2 separate regions of the Homo sapiens genome follow, and region 1 is linked to region 2. Evidence: chromatin loops called from intact Hi-C (ENCODE). Cell type or tissue: heart left ventricle. All regions are shown on one strand. Region 1 overlaps SNAP47 (synaptosome associated protein 47). Region 2 overlaps LINC02809 (long intergenic non-protein coding RNA 2809).

Region 1 (5,000 bases), 320 kb before region 2:
GATCGAGAGTCAGCCACGTGCTGCAGCCTGTGTGAGCCCAGAGCCGCAGGGGAGGCAGCATCCTTGTGGGGTTGCTTGTGTCTCCAGTCCATGGGTGACGGCAGAACGTTACTGTCTCTTCTCCTTCAGAGGCAGAAGAGGCCTGGACCTTGGCGCACACAGACCCAGGAACAGATGAGCAGGGATGTCTGCATCCACACCTGGCCGTGCACCTACTACCTGGAGCCCAAGAGGCGATGGGTTACTGGACAGCTGTCCTTAACATCGCTGTCGCTCAGGTTCATGACTGACAGCACTGGAGAGATTCTGGTCAGCTTCCCCCTCTCCAGCATAGTTGAGATCAAGAAGGAGGCTTCACATTTTATCTTCAGCTCCATCACCATCCTGGAGAAGGGCCATGCCAAGCACTGGTTCAGCTCCCTGCGGCCAAGTCGAAATGTGGTCTTCAGCATCATCGAGCATTTCTGGAGGGAGCTGCTGCTGTCTCAGCCTGGAGCCGTGGCAGACGCATCTGTCCCAAGGACCCGGGGCGAGGAGCTGACGGGACTCATGGCTGGATCCCAGAAACGCCTGGAGGACACGGCGAGGGTCCTGCACCACCAGGGCCAGCAGCTGGACAGCGTCATGAGAGGCCTGGACAAGATGGAGTCAGACCTGGAGGTGGCGGACAGGTGGGCTTGCTGTGTACACTTTGCAAGGCACACACAGAGTAAGATGCACATGTGTGGAGGCTCACAGGCACTGTTCCAGGCCACTGCACCATATTTGCACACATCCAGCATTCTGAGATCCTGGCTGTGCACCTGCTGTACATGCTTAGTGGGTACGCACATTAAGATCCAGCACTCGGAAAGCGAGGCTGTGAATACACGGTACACTCTGCTGGAAACACACCGTGAGATCTGAGTGAGTGCTGGCTCACTGGGTGCCTGGCACCACTGCCGTCCACTGCACCATGCTGAGTCCACACCCAGCAAGCAGAGACTGTGCTGTGACCTCCTGTACACATTCCTCTGTTTCTGGCTCCTATGTGGTGATGGGGACAGGCCCTGGCCTCTGAGGTCACAGAGGATGGAGTGAGGTCTGTCTTGATGACGGCCTCTGTTAGTGAGGTGTCTCCTGTCAGCATCTGTGGCTCCTATGTGGTAATGGGGATGGGCCCTGGCCTCTGAGGTCACAGAGGGTGGAGTGAGGTCTGTCTTGGTGACAGTCTCTGTGAGTGAGGTGTCTCCTGTCAGCATTGGCCATTTGTTCATGAGCTATGTTCTTCTGTTATGTTTCTTAGTATGAAAATCCTAGTGTATGTCCAGAAAATTTCTTCAGTTTGTTTAAGAATGCTTTTCTTTTTCCAAGTCCGATTTTTGCTTTCTGAGTCCTGCTATCTTCTGTTTGGGTACTCCTTTCGTATTTGGCTTTCTTTTAGTGTTGCTATTCTAGTGTGTGTTTCTGGTTTTTATCTTCCTACCATTTATCATTTGTACTTGTAATTTCTTAGAACTCTTTTGTGTTCCTCCAGTTTCCTGGAAAAACCTTCGGGTCTTGCGTCATGGCCCGAGCATCTTCTGTGTTTGGATATTATTAATAGCCTTGTTTTGCTTATGGTTTCTGGGTTTTCAAGGTGCTTGTTTATTGCCTTTTTTGTCGCGGTCGTTTTTCCTAAGATGGTGTGTGTGGGGCTGAGGTATCACCCATGGGCTGTTTACTGGGACCCTCAGTTCCTCGTCCTGGGGTCCTGTCTGGAGCGTGAGTCTTGGGGGGCTGCTTTCTGGCTCAGGTAGAAAGTTTACTCCCTCTGCCCTCAGGTTCCATCCAGTCCCTCTTCTGGGATCCGGGGGTGCCCACTTGGGTGGGTCCATCTGGGAGCCGAGGATCTCCCAGTGCAGTGCCACATGGACTTGTGCCTGCGTGTTGCTGGTTCTTCCTACCTCTGCTGGGAGGGTGCTGGTACTCCCTCCTCATCACCCCATAGGGCTCTGGCACCCTAATTGCATGGTCTCTCAGCATGCCGCTGCTGGCATACTATCCACCTTCCTGGATTTGCCAGTCTGCCCGCTTTTCAGTGTCAGGCTGCCACTATATTTGTCTGTTTCCTTTGTCTTTGGAGAAGTGTGTGTTGAGTTTGCCGTCCTTCTCTATTGCTCTCTACCCCTTTTTTAAGGACACGTCCTTGAGAGCCTGTGTGTGTGTCTGTGTGTGTCTGTGTGTCGTCTGTATGTGTATGTGTGTCTGTGTGTTTCTGTTTGTGTCTGTGTGTATTTGTGTGTGTCATCTGTGTGTGTGTGTTTCAGTACACATAGCTCAGGTTTTTACATGCTTTCAATTACTTTTATTATTTCTTGAAAAGTCATTTTGAAGCGTGTTGTTTCTCGTTTTGTGATTGTTCGGAGGAAAGTGAGAACTTCCTCCTAGCACCCACAGCTGCAGTGGGCAGAACCTCTGTGTCCCTGGAATCCCGCCTTGGCATTGGCCACTGTCCCTCAGCCCTAAGCTGGGGTCATATTGGTGCATCAGTATTGCATGCAGGTTAGTTGGACTGAGGTCACATCTTGTACTTGACTAAGAGGAGATCCTTTCAGTCAGAGCTTTGCTGGCACAAGGCCGGAGCCGGAAGATGACAGAGCCCCCGACAATCCCAGCTCTTCTGTGTAGATGGCAGGTGTGTGTTTTGCCCTAGTCAGAGTCTGCAGGGGGCCAGCAGCTGGAGCCCCACGGACAGTTGCAGGCCGAAGGCCATGACTCTGTTTCTCGGATCAGTTCTTGTTCTTTTAAGGCCTTCAGCAGGTTGCACGGGGCCTGCCCACATTACAGGCCGAGCTGCTTTCCTGGGAGTCCGCCAATTTCTATTTAATCTCATGGACACACACCATCACAGACACGTGCAGAGTAGTGCTTGACGACTGGGCCTTGTGGCCCTGCTATGTGGACACTAATGTGACCATCACAGCCTCCTGGGAGGCACATGCCCTGGCAAGCTGGGACTGGCCCTCTGCCCTCCCGCCTGTGGGGTTCTGGAGCCCTCCCCATGGTGCCTCCGTCCTGGCTTCTCCCTGCCCTGGCTCGCTGCTGAGGGGTGTCCCTGGGCTGGACCCTGACAGTGTCTGCAGGGGGAGGCCTGGGGATATTCGCAGAGGACTGAGCCCTGGCCATAGGCGAGGGTGCTGCGGTCCTGGAGGGGAGGCTGTGGGTGCACAATGTGGCTTTCCCTGCTTCCTGGGGTGTCATCCTCCTCCCAGTCACAGAAAAAACAAATGCCATGGAGAAGGAGCATCTTTTTCTGTGCCCAGCCGAGTTTCTGTGTGGCCACATGGCATCAGTGCCAGCGTTGGGTGCACCCAGAGACTGTGTAGAGGGAGATTGGGAGGAGGCTGCCAAGGCACACGATTATCCATGGCATGGACCCAGAGCCCCCATGTTTGCTATGGACTCCTGCTGGGAAATGAGCCGGGCACCAAGCGATGGGCCTGTCCCTTCTTCTGGAAATGTAGTGGGTGACCCAAAGACTGGCCGAGCCAGAGAAACAAGAGTTCCACCCACAGTGCCGGCATCTGACCCAGCCCCTGGGCCCCTTTAGTGCTCCCTGAACACTGTGGCTTTGATTGTGCGGTGAAGAAGAGCCCGCCCTGTGTCGCCCACTCTCCTGGGACAGGCCGTCCTATGTTCACCTGCGTCGGCCTGCACCGCCACGTCTCTCTCCTGCTCAGCAGCTGTCTCCCAGAGGTAGCCTGCCACCCTGCGCCAGCCCCACCACCTGTCCCACTACCTGTCCTGGCCACCGCAGGCCCCACCGCCGGCCAGGTGCACTCTCAGCTGATCCTCAGCACCCCCATTCTTGTGTGCTGAGGAGCACAGCAGAGTGAGGCCCTGTGCCTGCCTGTATTCATGTCCAGTTCCTTCTTAGTGCTGGTGCTCAGAGTTCTTTCCCGCCAGGCAGGAGGATTGAGGTCGTCAGCCTGGCAGGACTGCAGGTCGCAGTGTCGGAGACCACCTGGCCTTTGCCCACGCCGGTCCCTTCAGGTGCAGGCAGCCTTGGTGCCTTCCCCAGGCCCACAGGCAGGGCGCCCAGCCTCCAGGACATGCAAGAAACAGAACAGACACAAGAAAAAGACAAATCTGACACAGGATTTTGAAAAGCAGGTCAGAAAAACAATGCGAAGGAATGGGGCCAATTACATAAAGACTTGGTTTTTTTTTTTTTTTTTTTTTTTTTTTTTTTTTTTTTGAGACGGAGTCTCGCTCTGTCTCCCAGGCTGGAGTGCAGTGGCGCGATCTCTGCTCACTGCAAACTCCGCCTCCCGGGTTCCTGCCATTCTCCTGCCTCAGCCTCCCAAGTAGCTGGGACTGCAGGTGCCCGCTACCGCGCCTGGCTAATTTTTTTGTATTTTTTAGTAGAGATGGGGTTTCACCGTGTTAACCAGGATGGTTTCAATCTCCTGACCTCGTGATCCACCCGCCTCAGCCTCCCAAAGTGCTGGGATTACAGGCGTGAACCACCGCGCCCGGCCAAGACTTTGTTTTTAAGTATAATTATTTTTTGCAGCTTTATTGAGGTATTGCTGAGAAAACCTGTGTATATTTCAGGCATGTGGCTTGGTGATGCAGTGTTTGTACCCACTGTGAAGTCACCACCACAGTCATACGCACGAACACATCTCTCACCTCACATGCCTGTCATTTTGTTCCCTTTTTCTTTTTTTCCTTGAGAATGTTAAGAACACCTAAGATCTGTGTTCTTGGCAGATTTCAAGTGTACTATTAGTATGGAGAGCTGCAGCTACCATGTCATTACTGCCCAGAGCTCATTCATCCCGTAACTGAAGCTGGTGCCCTTGGCCACTCTCTCCCCGCTTCCCCACCCGCCCCACACCTGCCCTTCTCTCTGTTTCTGTGAGTTTGGCTTCTTTAGGTCCCACATGCGTCATGCAGGGTTTTTCTCTCTATCTGGTGCCTTTCACTCAGCATAATGTGCTCCAGGTCTGTCCATCTTGGTGAAATGGCAGGAT
Region 2 (5,000 bases):
AGGGATAGTATAGGGGGGATAGTGTAGCGGGATGGTATAGGGGGAGAGTGTAAGGGATAGTGTAGGGGTGATAGTGTAGGGGGAATAGTGTAGGGAGATGGTATAGAGGGATAGTGTAGGGGGTAGTGTAGGGGAATAATGTAGGGTGAAGAGTGTAGGGGGATAGTGTAGGGCAATAGTGTAGGGTGATATTGCCAGGGCGATAGTGTAGGGTATCATGTAGGGGATGCTGTAGGGGGGATAGTGTAGGGTAATAGTGTAGGGGGATAGTGCAGGAGGATAGTGTAGGGGATAGTGGAGAGAAATAGTGTAGGGAGGATAGTGTAGGGGAGTAGTGTAGGGGAATAATGTAGGGGGGATAGTGTAGGGGTGATAGTGTAGGAGGGATAGTTTTGGGGATAGTATGGGGTAGAGTGTAGGGTAATATTGCAGGGGTGATAGTGTAGGGGACAGTGTAGGGCAATAGTGTAGGGGGATAGTGTAGGGCAATAGTGTAGGAGGATAGTTTGGGGGGATAGTGCAGGGGGATAGTGTAGGTGGATGGTGTTGAGGGGATAGTGTAGGGGGATAGTGCAGGGGTATAATGTAGGGGTATAGTGTAGGTGGATAATATTGGGGGACAGTTTAGGGGGAGAGTGTAGGGTGACATTGCAGGGGTGATAGTGTAGAGGGATAGTGTAGAAGGATAGAGTACGGGGGATAGTGTAGGCAGGAGAGTATAGGGGCATAGTGTAGGGGAGATAGTGTAGGGCAATAGCGTAGGGTGATATTGCCCAGGCTATAGTATAGGGGGTGCTGTAGAGGGATAGTGTAGGGGAGGAAAGTGTAGGGGGGATGGTGTAGAGCGATAGTATAGGTGATAGTATAAAGGGATAGTGTAGTGGGGATAGTGTAGGGGAACAGTGCAGGGGGGATACTGTACAGGGATAGTATGGGGGAGAGTGTAGGTGGATAGTGAAGGCGGATAGTGTGGGGCATAGTGCAGGTAGATAGTGTAGGACAATAGTGTAGGTGATAGTGTAGAGGGATAGTGTAGTGGGGATAGTGGAAGGGAATAGTGTAGGTGGATAGTGAAGGGGAATAGTGTGGGGCATAGTGTAGAGGGATAGTGTAGGGGATAGTGCAGGGGTCACAGTGCTGTTGGGGTGCCAAGGCACCGTGCTCAGTGTCCATGATGGTTTGTGTGCTTTGTGTCTGGAGCATCACGTGGGGACCCTGCAGACACAGAGTCCTGGTCACCCTCCCTGTTTCTGTGTCACTTGGCCTGCCTCAGGTGGAGGGTCAGAGGTCAGTGTGTTCCCCGTTAGTGTGGGCACTTTCCTGGGCTGTGCCTAACCATAGGTGGCTCTGCTCAGGCCATCCTGGCCCAGTGCTGCCTAAAGGTGTGCAGCTGGCCACCACCCACTCTGAATTGCTTCTTTGCAGGCCAGTCCAGGGTCAGGAAGGAGGTCTGGCGTCTGCCTCTGTCCCCTCTTCTGCTGCCTGGGACTGATAAGCAGCCTCCACCTTTATGGCATGAATCCCACCCCGGCCCCTTGGACATCGTGGCCTGCCGTGTAGCACAAGGGGCTTCCTCGGGCTTCCACACCACCAGCCTGGTGTGATGCCTGGCTCCCAGGCTCCAAGCCATGTGCCTAGTCAGCAAATGGGGCCCCTTGACTAGCCCCCAGCATGGCTGCTGTCTGCACCTGCAAGTCCATTGCACCAGTGCATCAGTTGTTTAGATCTTTCCCAGCTGTTGCCAAGGGTTCATCTCTCTCCTGGATCACAAGCACCCCTGTGTGCCAGGTGCACAGGACCTCCTCCCACCACCTGCCTACTTTGGCTCTGTGGGGGCCTCCGGGCCTGGACCACAGCGCTGGGAGACCCGGATGGGTGCCCAGGCTCTGGGCGGGTGGCTGTCCTGTGGGCCACGGTGACACTCTGTCACCTCCTCGTCTATCATCTCCTCCCATTGGGGCAGAAGGGGGCCTGGCACTCGCTGACTGCTTGAGTTCTTCTTTCTCCCCCTTCTCCTCCAACCACTGTCTCCCTCACTGCGGCCAAGCCCCCGGGCATACGCTGAGAGGGCAGTGTGACAGCCCTCCCCTGCCCTTCGTGCCAGCCTCCCTCACGGGGCCACCCACCCTCTGCATGTTCCTGTGGCACCCAGAACCTTCCACGGCAGCCCTGGCTACTCCCTGCCTCCTGAGAAAGGGGTCTCCCGGGTGTAGGTGTGTAGCTGGGCCTGCAGGTGATGGGCAGAGGAGCTGGAGAGGGCAGGGTCACCGCGCAGTCGCCTGGGAGCCGTGGGCAGCACCCAGACCCCCAGGGTAGGAGTTAGGAGCTGAAACAAGTAGGCCGGGGCAGGCCGGGGTGCTCTGGTGTCCCACAGCCAGCCTTGCCCTCCCATGGTGGGGCATTGGGGCCCATCAGTTCAGGGTATCCAGGAGAGTCTCCTTTTCATTAAGGCCAGAGGGGGCACTCACTGAAGGACCCAACAATGAGCACGGTCCCCCGCCCAGGCTGGCTGCAGGCTGCAGTGACAGGCATGGGGGCTGGAGGCCCCTGGGGCATGGTTCTGCCCACCCCGGTAGCCCAGGCCTTGGGCACAGGCAGGCGGATGCTGGCAGCAGATGCTAGGAAGACAACAATGTCTTCAGCTGGGCTTTTTAATTAACCTCAGCCGGCCCCTCCTGAAGGGCCCCAATTAAGTGAAGAATGCATGGCAGAGTGGGGTCATGCTCCGGGCGGGTTTTAATTAAAGCTCCGTGGCCTGGGCAGGAGCGCCCCCGCCTGACTGCCTCCTCCCTTGTTCTTGTGCTGGGCGACCACACACCTCCAATGGGTGCTACAGGCCTCTCCTCCTCCCGCCTGTCAGGCCCCAGACCAGGCAGCCCCTCTCTGAGCCACCATCCCGTCCTGGCATAGTCCCACCCACCTGCTGGTTCAAGCATTGGCTGAGCGTCTGTGGTGTGTCCACTGCAAAGGCAGACAGAAATCACACAACTAGTAACCATGTCAGATGTGCACATGCCATGAAGAAAGCAGGTGAGGTGAGGGACAGAGAGGGCTGGGCCACCATGCCCAGGAAAGGAACCTGCAGGAGGCAGGCAGGGAGTGCACCTGGAGGGTGGGCTCTGTGGACAGGAGCAGGGGCCTGGCTGAGCAGCTGAGGGGTCAGCCTGTGGACGCCCGCATGCAAGAATGAGAGGGAAGACAGACATGTCTCCGGAGAAGATCTATAAACAGCAGCAAGCACATGGAAAGACGCTCAAAGTCACGAGTCCTTCAGGACAGGCAAATCAAAACCACCATGAGACACCAGCTCACCCCATCAGGATGGCAGCTATTAGAGAAACAAACAAAAAAAAGTCACTGGATGCAGTGGCTCTCGCCTATAATCCCAGCTACTCAGGAGGCTGAGGTGGGAGGATCGCTTGAGGCCAGGAATTTGAGATCAGCCTGGGCAACATACTGAGACCCAGTCAGTACAAGAAAAAATATATTAATTAGCTGGCATGGTGGTGCGTGCCTACCATCCCAGGTACTCAAGAGGCTGAGGTGGGAGAATTGCTTGAGCCCAGGAGGCGGAGGCTGTAATGAGCCAAAATCACGCCACTGTACTCCAGCCTGGGTGACAGAGCAAGACCCTGTCTCTTAAAAAATTTAAATTATTTTTAAAAGGTTAAAATGGTAAGTCCTATGTTATGGGTATTTTACCACAATTTTTAAAATGAGAAAAATTTGAGGACAGAGGGCTGTGGGTATGGGGGGCTTTCAGCCGCACTCAGCAGAACAGGGGCTGCGTGGGGCTTCTGAGCAGGGACCCACACCAGGGGCCTGGCTCCCCACAAGACCCCCAGCCTCACACAATGGGGTGTGCCCCAGGACCGTGAGCCACGTATTCACGGGTCCCACCAGAAGAGCACATGCGTCCAAGAACAGCAGCTGGGCAGGGGTAGCAGGCAGGCACGTGTGTCCTGCTTTGTTCAGGGCATCTTTGCATTAATCGCCACTGCAGGACCAACATTCTCCACAACTGGCTTCCTTTAGAGACACCTGGCCTTGGGAGCAATGAACGAGGGAAGGGAGGGTCTCCTCCAGGGTCACCATGAGCACTCTCCTCTGCCCAAGCCACGCCCCCTGGCCAGCCCCGACTCTCTCTCTCAAATCTGAGCGCCAAGGACTCCCTCCCCAACGAGCCTTGTGCTGGGGGATCCCCTTGGTTCTTCTGGGGATTCGGGATACAGTGTGCCCAGGAAGGGAGTAGTCTGATCCTAGCAACCAGAGTCACCGTGGCAACAGGTGACATCAGAGCCCAGCAGCCCTGAGCCTTACACGGGACCCAACCTGCTGCCCAAACTGACCCATGGGGGAGACACATGTCCGGCTGGACAGGTCAGGTGGCTGCCTGCAGAAAACTCATGACCCTGAGGCCGTGTGGGCAGACACCCTATGCAGGGGTGCAAAGAGGATCATCTGAGGAACCCCAATGCTTTTAGCCCCAGGTATTTGACTCTCCCGGCCTTGGCACCAGACATGAGGGAAGGAGGTATACTGGCATCACAGGGTGGCCACAGCAAGTTACCACAACCTGGGTGGTTCACAACAGCAAGGGAGGTATTTCCTCGCAACTCTGCAGCCAGAAGCCCCACATTGAGGTGTCCCGGGCATGCTCCCTCCAAAGGTTCTGGGGAGGACCCTGCACAGCCTCCTCCAGCTCCTGGTGGCTCAGGTGCCTCAGGCGCATGGCCACACACTCCAGTCTCTGGCCTGTCTTCATGGCTGGTTCCCGATCTGTGCATCTCAGATCCCCCTCCTCTTTCTCTTAGACGATCACCTGTTACGGGTCCAGGGCCCACCCTAATCCAGGATGGCCTGGTCTCGACGTCACTCATTGAGGATGTCTGCCAAGACCCTGGTTCTACAGGAGGTCCTGCTCCAAGGCTCCAGCTGGATGTGAAGGGGGGTGCCCAACCTACCCCACTACAATACCTTCGAGGTAAACCCAGGCACTG

The links. Peaks named below come from ENCODE experiments on the same cell type or tissue, not always from the same donor. Only the 100,000 strongest peaks of a DNase experiment are listed, where the experiment ranks them.
Region 1: it touches region 2 in a loop (2.1-fold over the local background); 20 of 110 quality-filtered maps call a loop at or near these places.

Annotation. Positions count from the first base shown.
Region 1 is chr1:227,747,563-227,752,562 of GRCh38, forward strand. It overlaps SNAP47 (synaptosome associated protein 47), which reads left to right. Exons shown (of 5, transcript NM_053052.4): 2 at 130-671. The coding sequence starts at 175. Among named protein-coding and RNA genes, the nearest start is that of SNAP47, 15 kb to the left of the region's middle. RefSeq lists an enhancer at 2,442-2,943. In heart left ventricle, no CTCF peak of the experiment used is centred here; DNase peaks (open chromatin) are centred at 2,619, 3,019 and 4,039; H3K27ac peaks cover 4,689 bases.
Region 2 is chr1:228,071,274-228,076,273 of GRCh38, forward strand. It overlaps LINC02809 (long intergenic non-protein coding RNA 2809), which reads right to left. Exons shown (of 1, transcript NR_158166.1): 1 at 2,636-5,000. Among named protein-coding and RNA genes, the nearest start is that of LINC02809, 2.8 kb to the right of the region's middle. RefSeq lists enhancers at 3,622-4,122, 4,123-4,623. In heart left ventricle, a CTCF peak has its summit at 2,765; a DNase peak (open chromatin) is centred at 4,258; H3K27me3 peaks cover 695 bases.